Regions from separate parts of the Homo sapiens genome. Here all the other regions are linked to region 1. The links are chromatin contacts, found by Hi-C in ENCODE. All regions are on one chromosome and are shown on one strand. Each heading gives the region's core, a stretch centred on a gene start or an enhancer-like site at or near the end of the contact. The rest is flanking DNA. Distances are from core to core; before and after follow the strand shown.

Region 1 (3,408 bases), core at 615-3,114:
CACTCCCATGTTTATTGCAGCACTATTCACAATAGCCAAGATTTGGAAGCAACCTAAGTGTCCATCAGCAGAAGAATGGATACAGAAAATGTGGTACATTTACACAACGGAGTGCTCTTTAGCCATAAAAAGAATGAGATCCTGTCATTTGCAACAACATGGATAGAAGTGGAGGTCATTATAAGTGAATTAAGCCAGGCACAGAAAGACAAATTTTACATATTCTCACTTGTTTGTGGAAGCTAAAAATATTAAGACAATTGAACTTATGGAGATAGAGATTAGAATGATGATTACTAGAGGCTGGGAAGAGTAGTAGCGGGGGAAGTGGGGATGGTTAATGGGTACAAAAATATACTTAGATAGAATTAATAAGATCTAGTGTTTGTTAGAACAAGAGGATGACTATAGTCAACAATAGTTTATTGCACATTTCAAAATAACTAAAAGAGTATAATTGGATTGTTTGTAATACAAAGAATAAATGCTTGAAGTCATTTACCCTGATGTGATTATTACTCATTGTATGCTCGCATCAAATATCTCATGTACCCCATAAATATATATATCTACTATGTGTCCACAAAAAATTTTTAAAAATAATAAGAATTGGCTTAAAAAATGCTGTTTCCTGGGCCCCACCCTAGACTGATGGTCAGATACCTAATGTTGACAAAAAAAGTCAAACTCTGTAAAACATTTGAAGAGATTTATTCTAAGCCAAATATGAATGACCTATGGCCTGTGACACAGCCCTCAGGAGATCCTGAGAACATGTGCCAGGCCACAACTTGGTTTTATACATTTTAGGGAGACATAAGGCATCAATCAATACATGTAAGGTGTACATTGGCTAGGTCCAGAAAGGTGGGACAATTGGAAACAGGGAAGCGGGGCAGCTTCCAAGTCATAGGCAGATTCAAAGATTTTCTGATTGACAATTTGTTGAAAGAGTTATTATCAATAGAAAGGAATGTTTGGAGACATCCAATAGAAATTCAATAGACAATCATTAGAAAGGAATGTCTGGGTCGTGGAGACCAAGGTTTTATTATGCAGATGAAGCCTCCAAGTAGCAGGCTTCAGAGAGAATAGGTTGTAAATGTTTCTTAATACACTTAAAAAGAGCATGTTCTGGCTGGGTGCAGTGGCTCATGCCTGTAATCCCAGCACTTTGGGAGGCCAAGGTGGTTGGATCACCTGCTATCAGGAGTTCAAGACCAGCCTGACCAACATGGCGAAACCTCGTCTCTACTAAAAATACAAATATTAGCCGGGCATGGTGGTGGGTGCCTGTAATCCCAGCTACTCGGGAGGCTGAGGCAAGAGAATCACTTGAACCCAGGAGGCAGAGGTTGCAGTGAGACGCAATCATGCCACTGCATTCCAGCCTGGGCAACAGAGTAAGACTCTGTCTCAAAAAAAAACAAAAACAAAAACAAAAAAAGAGTGTGTTCTATTAGTAATTCCAAAAGGAAAAAGGATGTAATGAGGCATATCCAGCTTCCCCTTCACATCAGTTTTCAGGTTAACTTTGGAATGCCCTTGGCCAAAAGCAGGGGTCCAGTCACATGGTTGGTGAGTATGGCCTTAGAATTTAATTTTTTGGTTTACATTAGGAATGCTTCCACATTCTCTCAAACAAATTTTAGTCACAGTTTTGAATAACGTACTCTGGCTCAGCCATTGCAGGTCTCAAGCCGTTAGGTTTCATTTTCCTCCTCCCAACGATTTTAAATTAGTTTCACTTTCCAGTTTCCTCTTCCTTCCCCTAAAAGCAATTACTCAAAAACGGAGAAAACATCAGCTGATGCGTGCCCTACTCTCCCACCCCTTTATATAGTTCCTTCAGTATTTACTTGAGGCAGACAGGAAGACTTCTGAAGAACAAATCAGCCTGGTCACCAGCTTTTCGGAACAGCAGAGACACAGAGGGCAGTCATGAGGTCAGTGAAATAAGAATGCATAATCATGCTTGTTTTTGAGTGCAAATTGTAAGTTGAGTTTCTTACTGTGCAGGCACATTCCTGAATTGTCCTGATGTTTATAGATTCAATATGTCTTTATCAGTCTGAGCATTTGTAAGATGTTTGAGGGGTTTTTCCCTGTGGCTTTTTTTGGTGTACACACAGGCTTCTTAAGTTTCTGGAATGGTTCCCTACGGAACTACATGGGGGGAGGCAGGGTGGGGAATGCATCAGCTCATGTTTCCTCCCTGTGTGCAGCTATTTCCTGCAATGAGAGGAAGGCTTGGCAGGAGCGGTGTATTTCACTCAGCCACAAACTTGGCTGATTCAAGGGTAGACCTAAGGGAATTACTCTTTTGGGTTTTTCTGTTATTGTCATTTTGTTTGAAAAGATTAAGTCACAGGCTTTTTTTCTTGTAATTTTAAAAGGAGGAATTTATTTTCAACAGATATTGTGAAAGATACAATCAGTACTGCAAACCCACTCATGAAGAAGGCAATTTTGCCCTGAAACGTTGCATTACTTTAAGGTGGGAAGTGGAAGAAACAATTCTTACAAATGGGCATTTTTGTCATTTCTTATATAAAAACAAACCCAAAGCTTAGCATTTATTTTTATTGATGTAGTGAATGCTGGTCAGCAGCAAAAAAAGAATTTCTCCTCAAAAGTGTAATGACCTAATCTATTATCTAAAACTAGTCTAATCTCTAATGGTGGGAAGCAGATCAGTGGTTGCCTGGAGATGGTGGGGATTGAGTAGGAAGGCTCCCAAAAGAATCTTTTTAGAATCATAGGAATAGTCTATAGGGAGGTAGTGATGGTGGCTACATATGCATAAACATTTACCAAAACTCATCAGACTATACACTGAAAATGGGTGCATCTTATTGTATATAAAGCATAATCTCAGTAAACTTGATTTTTAAATTTATATATTGACCTCCTGGAGTTCTTCAGGGGATAGCATGTTAGGGAGAACTAAGAGAAAAGGATGCCTTTCCCACCAAGCATCTCTAGGAAAGGAGTGAGGAGGTGATTGCCAGGGAGGGAAGACCCCATCGACCATTCAGGGGGGCAGAAAAGGAAAACTGGATTCCCTACCTTACTCTGCCCCAAGGACTTGAAGATGCTCTGCAATGTCATGTTTGGGGATGAGATGGGTAAGAGGAATTCACTGCCAAATACCTCAGTATATAGAATACCCTTTTATATAGAATAAGTTCCTGGTCAAGAGTGATGTTAATTGTGTCTGTGTGAGTGGGATTGACCAGAGAGCAAGGCGTCTTAGTAGCCAGCTTGCAGGAAAGGTTTTACAGGGTCCTGTCTTTAGGTGTGTCTATAGCCACTGACCTGAGGAGGTCTGAGGGGGGCTCTCTGAACTATGCTGGACTCAGGTTCACATCAAGGTGCTCCTATTTCCAGAGGCTATAGGAACAGGAA
Region 2 (3,408 bases), core at 342-2,841, 1.7 Mb after region 1:
AACTCACCCCCATGATTCAATTACCTCCCACCTAGTTCCTCTCACAACATGTGGGGATTATGGGAGCTATAATTCAAGATAGAGATTTGCATGGGGACACAGCCGAACCATATCACCACCAGACAATTAACAAAACTTCTTCAAAGGCTTATGGATAATGGAAGGAAAGCTCAGCCTCAAAGGTAATTTCAACTTTTGGCAAAGCAGCTACCTGAAACACACCTACCAGAGCCATTCTCAGTAGCAGGTCCAGCTCCACATGAGAGTCCAGCACATGTCTGCCACCAGAAAGTTTGGGCCCAGCTGTCAAATGGCTTTGAGAGAGAAAAGACTTCTCTGTCCCTCTAGTTTCAGGCTGGCTTCCCAGAGAGGTAGAAACTACTACTGCTGCCTGGCATTCATTCCCCCGCTTTCTTAGTAAAAAGCACCCTGATTTACTTAGGAGGGTAAAGTGCCCAGATAACAGGCTTCATTTCTCAATTCCTCAGCCAGCTGTGGAAGTGTTTGGGGGAATGTCAGAAAAGCTATTTAAAGGGAGAATCAGTGAGGAGGTCTCACTCCAATACACATACACTCACACATGCTATTAATTTTTCCTCTTTCATCTTTCTTCCTTCTAGGCTTCAATGTGGATATGATGGCTGGAGCTCCAGCAGCCATCCTGTGACCCTGAGAACAAGCCATTCATTGAGGCTAATGAAGCAGGAAGAAGGAATCCTGAGTCCTTGGGAAACAAGGATCTACCTGAATAGCTCCGAATGCCTACTTCTAGATGTCCTTTTAGAAAGAGAAGCACACCCTTGTGTATTTCAGCCACTGCTATTTAAGGTTTAACCTAATCATGATATAATTGGTTTTTCTTGGAATGATTCAGTGGTAATTTTTTCTTCCATAAGAAGCAATCCCAACCCCTACCACTAGGGGGTGGCCTTGCCCTGTAGGCCTCAACATGACAATTACATCACTGCATATCAGAGTCCAACATCAGTGCATTCTGTGTAATTCAGTCTCAAATAACAACGTGCATGTGACAGCAGTGGTCCAGTCTGAGCTAAGCTGTGCCAAACTCCATCCAGTTCCTTTAGCATGAGATTTGGATCTCATGCTTTTCTTCTCTTTTCTATATCCAATTCTTCAGCTTGGACCCAAAAAAGCAAGCCCCAGGACCAAAAAAGTATGCAGAGAAGCAGCTCTGACTCTAGCAAACACACAGTTTGTATTTCCAAACAGAACAATGAGCTTCTAGTCTGAACAACATCCCATTTGATGGTAACTTGATACTTTCCTCTTTTTGTTTTTCCAGCAAGAAGCAATGGGTAGGTACTTGCTTTACATTTGTGAAAAGATACCTGGCTGGTGGGTCTGATAAAGAGAGACTCTACCCTGGCAGGATTATTGATATCTCTACCTCCTACAAGATGGAAAATCACTTGCAGCATTTAAGTGACTGTTTTTCCAGTTTATGCTGATCAAAGTTTCAAAAATCTCTAGGCAGAGTTTTAGTCACTAATAATCTGAAGTGAAGGGAATAATTTATCTAATTATTGCTCAGGCTAAAAGCAAGCTGCTGTCTCAAAATGAAAGTACAGTGCTAGTTCTATAAATACCCACTCACAACTAACCAACAAAGGAGTTTGTGGTGTGAGAAGTGGAACTTTTGATAGTTTCAGATTGCATTGCTTTGGTGTCATCTGTGCTCTCCTTGTCTACCTCCATTTACATCGTGATGCTGTATAGTTAAGACTTGGGCAGAGGGAGGAAAGGGGTTCATGGGGAGCTAGTAATCCTGCATTTTTCCTCAATTTTCTTACTAGACTGCCATATTAGATAAGAACAAAAAATGTGCCTATTGAATAGTCTAACCAAAGAACTTAAGAAAGAATCACTTTTTTTCCTCCATTTCGGTAAAGACCGTGCCGAAAGTTTTCATATGTAATAAAACCAGTGATCACCAGTTAATCTCAACCTAAGAGAAAGAACCAAAATGAACCACTCACAAGAATAGAAACAGGCATCCCTTGGGAGTAGGGTTTAACAAATGAAAATACAGGACACTCTGTAATTTGATTTTTCTGCAATATTTGGGACGCGCTTATATGAAAAAATTATTTGATATTTATTCAAAATTCAAATTTAATGGTATGTCCAGGATTTTATCTGGCAACCCTACTTGGGGGTAAAGAATCTGTTCCTTCCTTGTGGGGGATGGGAAGAACAGTACAAAATGAGCAGATTCTGAAATATATCAAGGAAACTGTCACTGGAAAAGTCACTGATTAAAAACAAAACACCCACAAACCACTAGGCCCTGTGCACAGGTTCCTCCAAGAAGCTAAGTCTTCTTGTTTTTTATCTTTTGTATCTTCACAGAGTCTAGATGCCCTCCTGCTCTGGGTATATTGAGAGCTCAGTGAGGAGTGCTGACCAACTGGATAGTCAATGACCACTGAGGAGGAGGTGGCTATGCAAGCCCCAGATCTCTGGGATCATGTGTTCTGTACTTTCAGATGTGCATCTGCAAAGGCCTGGAGTGCCAAGTGTCCTCTCCTTAGAGAGGCAAGGCAACAGCAAGGCAATCAGTTGTTACCCCAATGTCCAGCCTCCCCTATTGTCTTTCAGAGGGCATTTTGTCCAAACTATGGGGTAAGAAAAGGGTTTGGTTTTACACTTTTAGCCAGAGTTTACCCTCCGGGAATACTCCTTCTACCACATCTGCCAGGGATCTATTTTCCAAAGGTACTGGTTGGTCACTCAGAATCCACTGGGTGCAGACACGCAAAGATGTGCAACTTCTCCTCTGTATCAAATAAGGATACAGGTGGGCAGTGCTCCATTTTTCTGCCTTTTCACTCTCCACACTAGGCTTTGTAGACATGGACACATGAAAGCACAGAACAGTAAGTCAATGTCAGAGGGAATTATAGGTAAGGACCCCCACCTTCATTCCAATTCTCTTCTGACATTGACCATGCCATTCCGTAAGGCTAGAGGTCTCACTTACTTTTAACTTTCTTGAGTTTTCACAGTATGGGTACCTGAAAACTTAGACTCCTCTCCTCAGTGAGTTCCTCTCCCTGGTTCTCTCCCACTCCTGACTTGGTTTACTTTGAGCCCCCTCCCCAATCACCTTAAGTATTGTCTAAATTTTTGTCCACCTCCCCACCCTTTTTTTTTCTTTTCTTTTTCTTTCTTTCTTTTTCTTTTCTTTTTTTTTTTTTTTTCAAGACAGGCTCTCACTCTGTTGCCCAGGCTGGAGTGGAGTGACACAATTATAGCTCACTGCAGCCTTGCTCTCCCAGGCTAAAGCAATGCTCCTGCCTCAGCCTCCCACATAGCTGGGACTACAGGTACTTGCCACCATGCTGAGCTAATTTTTTAATTTTTTCGTAGAGCCAAGGTCTCGCTATG
Region 3 (3,408 bases), core at 625-3,124, 1.1 Mb before region 1:
GACAAAGCCCTGAGAAGAAGAGTCATTTCTTTAAGCCAGCCGGGAACATGAGTCTTCTAAACTTTGAGGCCCTCTTTGACAAGAGGAGAGAGGAGTAAACGAAACAATGACACTTATTTCTACCTATAATCTCCGTTGATCGACCTTTGTACTCCACGGTGAGTCTTGCAGCTAAGAGACGCAAATTAGACCTATTTGCACTCCTAGTGCGGTCAAGTGCAGTCAAGATCTCCTTCTCCTTGAGCATCAGGTGGTGTCTCCTGGCTGCTCTCCACATCTTTTATTCTGAGGATTTAGCTGGCTTGCCTCAGTCTTCAGGCCAGGCACTCCAAAGGCAATTTAGGGGACAAGTCTTGCTTGTTAGATACTGGGTCCCTTCAGCCTCAGTTGCTGTCTTGTGCCTCAGGGGTTCCTAAACTCGAAGTGGTGGCCCAGAGTTTCCTTCAGGTGCTATGACACTGATTTGAGAAAGAAACCTAAGTTTCAGCTGCCCACTGTTTCCCTCTGTGAGCAACTTGAGTCTGGTTCCACTCAGGATCCTCTGAGAACTTAGCTCAATACTTGTCCAATAGTAAACACTCCATAATGTTTGCCTGTTTGAATCTATAATCAAAATCTCCAGTAGGAGAAGGCCCTTGTATTTCTGTTTCATTTTTTTTGCTAGTTGGTGGGAGAACACACTTTTCAAAATACTAATAGTTCACCACCGGACAAGAGATACATACAACCCCAACTTCCAAGTAAATGGAAAATACCTTTTCTGGGTACGTTTATTTGGAAAGGGTTTCTTCACTTGAAGAAAGAATTAACAAACCCCTGTTTGGGAGGATAAAACAAGAAATTCCTTTGGGATGTCTCAAGTTTCTAGAGAGCCAGGCTCTCGCAGGCTGAGGTGGCTTCCACACTGTTCATGAACTGCTCTTGGCGGGCTGGTGGCCTGTTTGATATTCTGAGGTCTAGCAAAGATTTAGCTCCAGGGGGTCATCAAGAGGTCATGGTCTTGATCATTTCCTCTGTTATTTATCTTTGGCTTGTGGTACTGGAGCCTGCCTTTGATACAGGGCATTTCTACCACAGCTGCACAGAATCAAGCATTTCAGTGATTTGGTTTGAGGTGAAGGAGGCTTGGCTTCTAATGCTGCGAAAATGTCACTGGGTACATCTGAGAATATCTAGCTCTGTCCTTCACTGATGAGCAAATTCATTTCTGGGGGTTTACCAGTGGCACTTCCCAGACTTGGGTCAGGAAAGGAATCCTCCTGGTGAGGACAGCAGTTTTCAGTTTGAGTAATTCCATTTTCAGTTCCTTCTGAGACATTTTTCTTGCTCTGAGCTGGAGATAAAAGCAGCATGTCTCAGGCCTCTAGGGTGGATCTCTACTTTTCAACACTGTTTATGACTCACCTGTGACTGCCCTCAGTGCAGCCAAGGGGACCATTTATGCTGAATTAGCCTTTGGATTTTTCTTCTTAGTGACAGCAAAACTTCCGTGACAGCAAACAAGTAAACCACAGGAACATCCCTGGTCTGCTCAGCACAGCAGGCTCTTGGGTTCTCAGAGAGCCTGGGAGGACTTTTCAGCTTGTCTTATGTGGGTTTGTTCACCCCGTCCGGTTTCATTTTTATTTAAAACAATTGGTATCTTTCATCTTGGTTGCCAAGTATGGGTTGCATATGGTTTTGACCTGATATGAAGGGCCCAAATCAAATACCCAGGACTTGGCCTGGAAAATTGGTTGTATAAGACCTGCTCTCTTGTTCCCCTAAAAAGCAGCCTAGCAAATGGAAGCAATGGGTCCCAGGAGTTCGTTTCTGTATGCGGCTCTAACTCTGCCACGAAGGCCAGGACAGATAGTGTGCAGTGCTCTGTCATGTCTACCAGAGAAAATGATGCAACATGTGCTGGAGACTTTACCATCTGTGCAAGAGTGCAGCCCTAGGCTCAATCCAAAAGAAAAAGGAAGTGGCATTATAGCAGGGATATTCCCAGTGAGTCAAATTCCCAGAACAGCCTGTCCCTCCTCAAGGTGGTCAGTGTGCCCCAGCATCTCACCTCCAGATTTGGACTAAAACAGAACTGTTGCGTGCAGGGGTTAGAGAGGACTAGAGCAGTGATGTATTTTATATATCATATTTTCTAGCAATGGTTTTCCATCTGAAACCCAGTTTACATTGTGGCCCAGGGCACAGAAACAGAAGCTTTATGAAACAAGTTACTGTTTCCATGTGTCAGCATTCTAATTTTCCTTTCCTTTTCCTGTTCTTTTTTCTGTTATTTTAATTTTTTAAAAAAGCTTCTTGACTCACTAAATTACTATAACAAACCACTTATGAGTCAAAGCCCATATTTTGAAAAACAACATTGCATTAGTGTATACAGGCAGCACCTTGGGAACATTTATAGAATATGGATTCTTGGGTCCCTCTCCAGGGATTCTAATTCAGTCATTCCTGGGCCCAAGAATCTACGTTTTATGTTAACCTGACCTAAATGTGACCATTATGAGGGCAGGAAACGGTTTTGATCCCTAACATATCCCAAGTGCTTTACATGAAGAACTTGGTACAGCACAGGCTCTTGGTCATTGGTGGTTGAATAAATAAATGAATGAAAAAGTATTGATCTTCAAATGATTCCATCCTTCAACCCCAGCCGTGCCTCCCTTTGCATCTATACTGTTGTCTTCGTTTTTTTAAGATAGATACTCAAATAGTCTCTAGACCTTTGAATTGCAAAATTGCTTTGAATCTCCAAGTTGGAAGCTGCCTTGAAAGTCTCTAATCTAGGGATTCTCAGGTGTAGAAACTTTGTCTCGCTGCTTTAGAATTCCTTGGGGAAGTTTAAGGCAAATACATATCCCTAGACCCCAGCCCTGGAGTTTCAATCCAGGTAGATAGGGTTCATGGCCCAGGAATCTGCATTCTATCCTCCCTCGGGTGATGCTGTGGCCCAGCCAGGGTTGGGATGCACTGTTCTTGTGACCTCTCCCCACTGTGGATCACTGTGGATGGTGGTCACCCAGCCTCTGCTGGAAACATTTTGGGCTGGCAGAAAGAAACTCCCAGAGGTCTGCTCCACATTGAAAAGCTCTGCTTATTGGAAATTTCTTACTGATATTAGCTTCAATCACTTTCCTACTGCTGCTAGTCTTGGTTCTGCCCTCTGGAGCACCTCAACACAAGGCCAATTGGCTGCCTGACTGCTCATTGTGAAAATACAGAAAAAATATAAAGAAAGAAATGAAAATTTTTTAAAATCCCACCACCTTGAAGACATTGAATATTTCTTTTGGTCTTAATATATGTACACACATAAATGCATGTTATACTCACTTGATGTTTTTTAGAAATGACAAGCATCCTGTATTCTTGACTTAGCATTACATATTGTGGGTTTTCTCTTAACAT

Evidence for each region. Hi-C counts contacts between places; a loop is a spot of excess contacts on that map. Pooled maps may share reads with other maps.
Region 2: a loop to region 1 is called in a pooled map, with 4 times the contacts of the local background. The contact joins the enhancer-like site here to the promoter of IFIT3 in region 1. A Hi-C loop is called at or near these places in 5 of 37 single-sample maps with no recorded cell type and 4 of 50 pooled maps.
Region 3: a pooled map shows a loop between it and region 1 (7-fold over the local background). The contact joins the enhancer-like site here to the promoter of IFIT3 in region 1. A Hi-C loop is called at or near these places in 2 of 37 single-sample maps with no recorded cell type and 9 of 50 pooled maps.

The regions. Positions count from the first base shown.
Region 1 is chr10:89,326,133-89,329,540 of GRCh38, forward strand. IFIT3 (interferon induced protein with tetratricopeptide repeats 3) reads left to right here and starts at 1,865. Exons shown (of 2, transcript NM_001549.6): 1 at 1,865-1,946. The coding sequence starts at 1,942. It also overlaps a transcript of LIPA not described here. RefSeq lists an enhancer at 1,633-1,872 and a silencer at 2,193-2,242.
Region 2 is chr10:91,005,525-91,008,932 of GRCh38, forward strand. The region is part of intron 1 of LOC124902479 (a long non-coding RNA gene); the gene reads right to left. Among named protein-coding and RNA genes, the nearest start is that of LINC00502, 39 kb to the right of the region's middle. Within about 2 kb of position 1,592, at least 8 of the 41 ENCODE cell types and tissues checked have a DNase peak (open chromatin) inside an H3K27ac peak, as active enhancers do.
Region 3 is chr10:88,270,062-88,273,469 of GRCh38, forward strand. All of the region lies in intron 1 of LOC101929727 (a long non-coding RNA gene), which reads left to right. It also overlaps a transcript of RNLS not described here. Among named protein-coding and RNA genes, the nearest start is that of RNLS, 310 kb to the right of the region's middle. RefSeq lists an enhancer at 1,540-1,589. Within about 2 kb of position 1,875, at least 7 of the 41 ENCODE cell types and tissues checked have a DNase peak (open chromatin) inside an H3K27ac peak, as active enhancers do.